Linked DNA regions of Mus musculus: region 1 is linked to region 2. The links are chromatin loops, found by intact Hi-C in ENCODE. Cell type or tissue: heart. All regions are shown on one strand. Links, peaks and the distances in the headings refer to the core of each region. The heading gives the core; the rest is flanking DNA.

Region 1 (2,906 bases), core at 95-2,594, 130 kb before region 2:
TTGGCAACAAGTGTGACCTGCAGGAGCAGCGTCGCGTAGACCCTGACGTGGCCCAGCACTGGGCCAAGTCCGAGAAGGTGAAGCTATGGGAGGTGTCGGTGGCTGACCGACGCTCCCTCCTAGAGCCTTTCATCTACCTGGCCAGCAAGATGACCCAGCCGCAGAGCAAGTCTGCCTTCCCCCTCAGCCGCAAGAACAAGGGCAGCGGCTCCTTGGATGGCTGAATAGCTGCCCTTCTTGCTTCACCATTCCAAGCCCATTCCGGGATGGGTGGCGAGCACAGGGTGCATAAGCAAGCTGTTCTTCCCAGTCGGTAGGGGAGTGACCCTCTAGGACAGGAAGCTGGGCTGGCCCAGGCCAGTGCCACCTTTGTCCTCTCTTAACTCCAAGAAGTGCAAGTGAACTTGATTGTTGGCCCTCCCTTGACCTTCCATAATAGTTCCCACCCCTCCCCCAGCTGACCATATTTTCTCCACTGTCACCTAGACACTTATGGGTTAGTGTCCCTTCCATCTGCCTGGTGCAGGAAGCAGGGCCGTCATGCCAACGCGCCCAGTCCAGGATCTGCCTCCTATCAGGGATCCCAACTCTGAATTTCCTGCCACTAACATACACACAGTACCAGCCTTAAAACAAAAGACTAGGTACTGTAAGCATACATTTGTGCGAGCTGGCTTAGGGTTGGTTCCTCATCCTCCACCCTGACCTTTCCTCTGGCCTGTTCAAGGCCTGGTAAAGTCAGGCTCCTGGGAGTGGCATTTCCTGTTTGACCTCTACCCATCTCCCAGTTGTTTCACTTCCTCTTCCTGTTCCAGGAGCAGAGGTCTTATTGGCTGAGGTAGAGTGGAGTGATGACTGGGCTGTCACATGCCCTGAGACTTAGCAAGACTCTTCTCCCCTGAGCGTCAGTCTTCTCGTATGTGAGTTGACAGAAGCTTGGATGTCACCTAGAGCCACGGGTAGCGCTGTGACTTTTCTAAAGCTGGTGGCTTGGGCCTCCTGTGTGTCTTCTGCCCCTGCTCCACCCTCTTTAAGGTGCTACACCTACCGGCCCTGGAGGCTGGACGGCCTCTCTTAACCACCAGGGGGCAGGGGTGCACTCTGCTCAGTGCTGCGAGCGAGCGGCTGTCTATTAACCTGCCCAACAGGGTAGTGTCCATCCCTCCTGGTTGGTTTTGGCTAGTAGCTGGACTTTATATTTATACTCTCTCTGTATTTATGCACCTGCTGCTCTGGTGAAGGTGGGATAAGCCGCGCCCCCAGCCCTTCTTTCTTACCTCAGATGCCTGAAGAGAACCAGGCAGCCCAGTAGCAGCTTCCCAGGAGCTGACAAGCCTTCCATCAGAGGCTTGTGCTATCAAGTGAGCTTATCACCCACAACCTGCGGTGCCCACTCCGTGCTTCTGATGTGCACACCTCACACGGGTTAAACACTATGGCCAGGCCACCTCCAATACCCTCTCCTCCTCCTAGAACAGGCGAGGGGGGGCTGGTGCCCAGGCCTGGGCAAGGAGAGTCTGGGCACCTACAGGCTCAGGCTTGAAGTTCATTTATTGATGTGTTGGACACAATAAAACCACAACTGCTATTATCAAAAAGTTTCCCGTCCCCTACCCCTTTTCTTGTCCCATTGGAAATATCTTTCAAAAAAAGGGGGATATAGGTGGATCCTGGTGAAATCCCATGTCGAATGGGGGAATGGCACTGGCTTTGGTGACATGAAAGTTGATCTTGAGGGTTTACTGGACCATGTACCAGCCCGAAACGCCACACTTGGGATGGCCAGACCCAGTGTGGAATGGAGAGTCCCTAGGCTGAGGGAGACCCAGAGCCCCTTTAGAGTTGGGGTTCAAGAGAAACCACTGAAAGGCTAAGATAAGAAGAGCTGTAGTGCCGGGTGTGGTGGTGCACGCCTTTAGTCCCAGCACTCGGGAGGCAGAGGCAGGCAGATTTCTGAGTTCGAGGCCAGCCTGGTCTACAAAGTGAGTTCCAGGACAGCCAGGGCTATTGTGTCAAAGCCAGACCAGGCAGGGTGGTGTGTGCCTTTAGTTCCGTTACTTAAGAGGCAGAGGCAGGTAGATTTTTTGAGTTTGCCAGCCTGAGCATACAGTCCCAGACCAGCCAGGATGACACAGTCAGGCCCAGCCTGAACACCACTTTTCCCTTCAAGCCCCACCCCCACGAGCAGATGGCGCGTCATCTCAACTCTGCCTCACTTTCACAGTACATTTTTTAAGAACTTTGGGGCCTCTTATCTCTATGGCCCTTTGCCATACATACCCTGTAGTCTACTTGTGGTTGTTTTGGTGTTTGAGACAGTGTCTAGCTATATGGCTCAAACTGACTTTGAACTCGTAATCCAGGCCCTAGGATTGCAGGAATGCACCACCATACCTGGCTACCCCATGGTAAATATGCCTGATAGGTTCCAGCCCACTTCAGTTTGAGATCCCTGTCTCTAGTGATTGTCCAGACCGCTCTAGAACATGGCAGGAGAGGCTGGCCCTTGGGAGCTAAAATGCTGTCAGCTCTGTGTACGTCTCTAGTTGGGGTCTGGGTATGAGAGCACCATGAGACTGGGGCTGTGGTTTTTGCATAGATCTTTGGGATTTGTTAAATCATAGATGCAGGGCAGCCTAGGGCTGGCCCAGGAAAGGAGGGTAGTGGTGGTCCTCAGAGCCAGGGGACTGGAGAACCCCAGTCTGAGTGAAGGGCAGCTACCCAGGTTGGGTGGGAACCCGGAAACTGCAAAAGGCAGTCTCTGTGGGATGTGGAGACAAGTGTCTGACTGGAAGAGATAGGATGTGGCCATTCTGAGTCCACTAATAGGGAGCAAAAAGGATGGGTCCTGCAGCAGGGCGGACAGCTCCTGCTGGAGAACGAAACAGAGCTGGGCCCAGGACAGG
Region 2 (2,906 bases), core at 307-2,806:
TAGTGGGTACATTGCCCTGGTCTTTATTTCCATGTTCACGTGAGTTCTTCCTGTTTCTCCTAATCCCCTGTGTACCCTAATCCCCCCACCCCCACCCCGTTGTTGTTGTTGTTTTTTAAGAACACTACTTATACTGGATTACAGGTCTACCATACTCTGCTCCTGTCTCATTTTAGCTGACAACATTGGCAAGGTCACTTTCTAAATGCTGGGGGTGGGGTGGAGTGGGTTAATATTGCAGCGTGTGAATTTGGGGGAAGCACACTTCAACCTGCAATAGGCACCTTTGGCTGGAGCAGGAGACAAATCTTTGCCCATTCTCTGCTTAAAACCATCCCCAGACTTCTCATTCTATACAACAAGGTGTAACATCTGCTGCTCCTATGCAATGGCTGCACAAACTTACCCACCTCCTTCCCAGTGTGGCATTGCTCACACACCACGGTACAGTGGACCACACTATGGATGCTCTGGGAGGCTCCTCATGAAAGCTCAGATGCCTTGCTTCTTCTGCAGCCTTACATCCAGCCCTTGCCAGGTGGACTCTGTGCCCTTGTATTGGACCTCTCTGTGTAGGTCCCTATTATAAAACAGTGGGGGCTGAGGATGTAGCAGTCGATAGAGTGATTGCTTAATTAATATATATGAAGCTCCGGGATCAGTCCTCCAGCATTTGCATAAAGGAGGCGTGGTGGAGCACACTTGCAGTATCAACACCACCGGGGAAATAGAGGGTAGTAAGATCGGGTCATTTAAGTATAAGGTCATGCTGATCTTTCCAGGGCAACCGAGGATACCCTGTTTCTAAATAAATAAAGTAGGTAGTAGAACAACATGAGGGCACATCGGTACCTCATTTCCACCCTCCCAAATGTGTAGCACACACCCCAGGACTGCAAGGTTCCTTGCTGGATTCTTCCCGACCAAATAAGTATTTGCAATGAGAAACACAAGCTGCTTCCAGGCCCTAGACTCGTCACAATTCTCAAGATGCTTTCCCGCCCCCTGGAGGCCTGAACTTGACACACAGAAACATAGATTAGTCACACCAACAGAGAATCGTCTTTATTGCCATTTACCAAGAGACTGACAGCGGCGAGCAGAGGGGGAAGTTTGGATCAGGACAAGGATAGAAGATGGGTTCAGACTCCGGACCCTCCCCGGGGTGCTAAAGCGGTGGTAGTTACGGTCGGACAGCCGCGACCAGAGCAGGGATGTGGCTCTAGCTCTGCGCCTGCGCGGCGGCCCATGGTCAGGATGCCAGCTGCGTGGTTACCGTTGGCCTGAAGGAGGCGCTGCAGCCGTCCCTGGAGGCCTGGAGGTCCAGGCCGCCGCTTTCCCAGAGTCAGGATACCCGCAGCGTGGTTGCCAGCTCCGTGCAACAGTTCGTAGAGACGGCAGGAACACGTCTTCTGGCGACAGCAGTCGGGCAGAGGCTGTGCGTCCACCCCAAGCGACAGCAGCGCCGGCGGCAGCAGTAGCAGCAGCAGCAGCGTCACGGCGGCCCAGGGAACCTAAAGGGGGACAGAGACAAGGTGCAAATGGGTTTCACTCCACACAGCCAGTTGGCTCTGAACCTCTTGTTGCCATAGATCCTGCTAGGCTGTCATTGGGTTTCCTGCGGCTGGCTCCTTTGTCAATTCATCCTTCAATACACAACTGAGCCTTATCGTCTTCGAAACCTTCATAGGCTTCTCTGGGGTAGAAGAAGTTTGTCCTGTGCAAACATATTTAAAGGCTTGACTCTCCACCCACAGACAGGTGCTTCTAAGTCTGTCTGCACCAAACTTACTAGCCCTTCCCTCCACACACAGCAGGTTTGTTCCTTTGCTGGGGAAACTGTACATTGTGGCTTTGATCTAGTTTCTCACCCCCTTGGGATAGCCCTTCCTCACCTACAAACCAGGCATAAAATCATCCCTACTACCCTGTTGAGTGCAAGACATAACTGACAAGCACAGAGAACATCGGAAATACAAGAACTCATTAAACGTGAGCTCCCACACAATGGCGTACCCAGTGTTAACCAAGGAGGCAGGTTGCCAAGAACCCACCCATACTCCTCTCTCAGTGCTACACGCTAGAAAGAGCATATGAGCCCAGTCCTCGGCAAGCACTATCATGGCCTCAGTAGTCTGATGATTTATGTCCCTGTTTCTGGCTCTTTACCTTTGTAGAAGGAAAGTTCATGGTGCCTGGAGCTCAGGGGAAAGTAATCTGGAGAGATGATCTCTTCAGTGCAGTGGTCCAAATACCCAAGAAGTCTGAGGCCGTCGTCTTCAGTGGCTCGCTTCCAGGGGCCAGGGGTTTATAATGCTCTGAGGTGTGTGTGCGGGGGAGACATGAGTATGTGTGTCCACCTTAAACCAGACAAAGGCATGTCTAAGATTAGCATCTTGCAGGGGAACCGTTTCCAGGTTGGACCCAAAGAATGGCCGCCCTGTCCCTGGTCCCCAGCTTGTCTGTCTGCCTGTTCCTTGGAGATAGGGCAGTTTCCGAGTACTAATGAGGTTACCTTGCACCCAGGAATCTAAGTTCACAAAAGAGGCCTTGGCTGGGACACTGGAAGGAGACAATGGGGGGGGGGACAGTTGCTAATTAGGGGCAGAAATGGCAGTCTGAGAATTACTGTCTATGGTATGTTGAAGGTAGGGAGGGTACCTGGGTGGCATACCCTCTCACCCCCACTGACTCTGTGGTCCATCAGGTTCCAGGGCCTTTTCCTCCATGGAAACAGCTTTTGACACCCTACTCCCCAACCCCTACCCCACCCCCCAGCTCTCCTTTTCTTCTGTCCCTTTCACCAAACTCCTCCATGGAAAGTCCTGGAGACTTACTGTGGGCCACGGGTGAGAGAGCAGCCAAGCCTGGAGTTCAGAAGCTGATGAAGGGTAGACATCTCCTGG

The links. A loop is a pair of places that touch in the nucleus more often than their neighbours do. Peaks named below come from ENCODE experiments on the same cell type or tissue, not always from the same donor. Only the 100,000 strongest peaks of a DNase experiment are listed, where the experiment ranks them.
Region 1: it touches region 2 in a loop (2.7-fold over the local background); 2 of 42 quality-filtered maps call a loop at or near these places.

Annotation. Positions count from the first base shown.
Region 1 is chr11:100,626,010-100,628,915 of GRCm38, forward strand. It overlaps Nkiras2 (NFKB inhibitor interacting Ras-like protein 2), which reads left to right. Exons shown (of 4, transcript NM_028024.2): 4 at 1-1,593. The coding sequence ends at 224. It overlaps Zfp385c (zinc finger protein 385C), which reads right to left. Exons shown (of 9, transcript NM_001373887.1): 9 at 1,534-2,906. The coding sequence ends at 2,823. Among named protein-coding and RNA genes, the nearest start is that of Nkiras2, 4.5 kb to the left of the region's middle. In heart, for the core only: a CTCF peak has its summit at 1,068 (motif pointing right); DNase peaks (open chromatin) are centred at 332 and 792.
Region 2 is chr11:100,760,652-100,763,557 of GRCm38, forward strand. Hcrt (hypocretin) reads right to left here and starts at 2,280. Exons shown (of 2, transcript NM_010410.2): 1 at 2,170-2,280; 2 at 1,042-1,514. The coding sequence starts at 2,190. The coding sequence ends at 1,143. In heart, for the core only: a CTCF peak has its summit at 1,260 (motif pointing right); a DNase peak (open chromatin) is centred at 1,260; H3K4me3 peaks cover 955 bases; H3K27ac peaks cover 466 bases; H3K27me3 peaks cover 1,818 bases.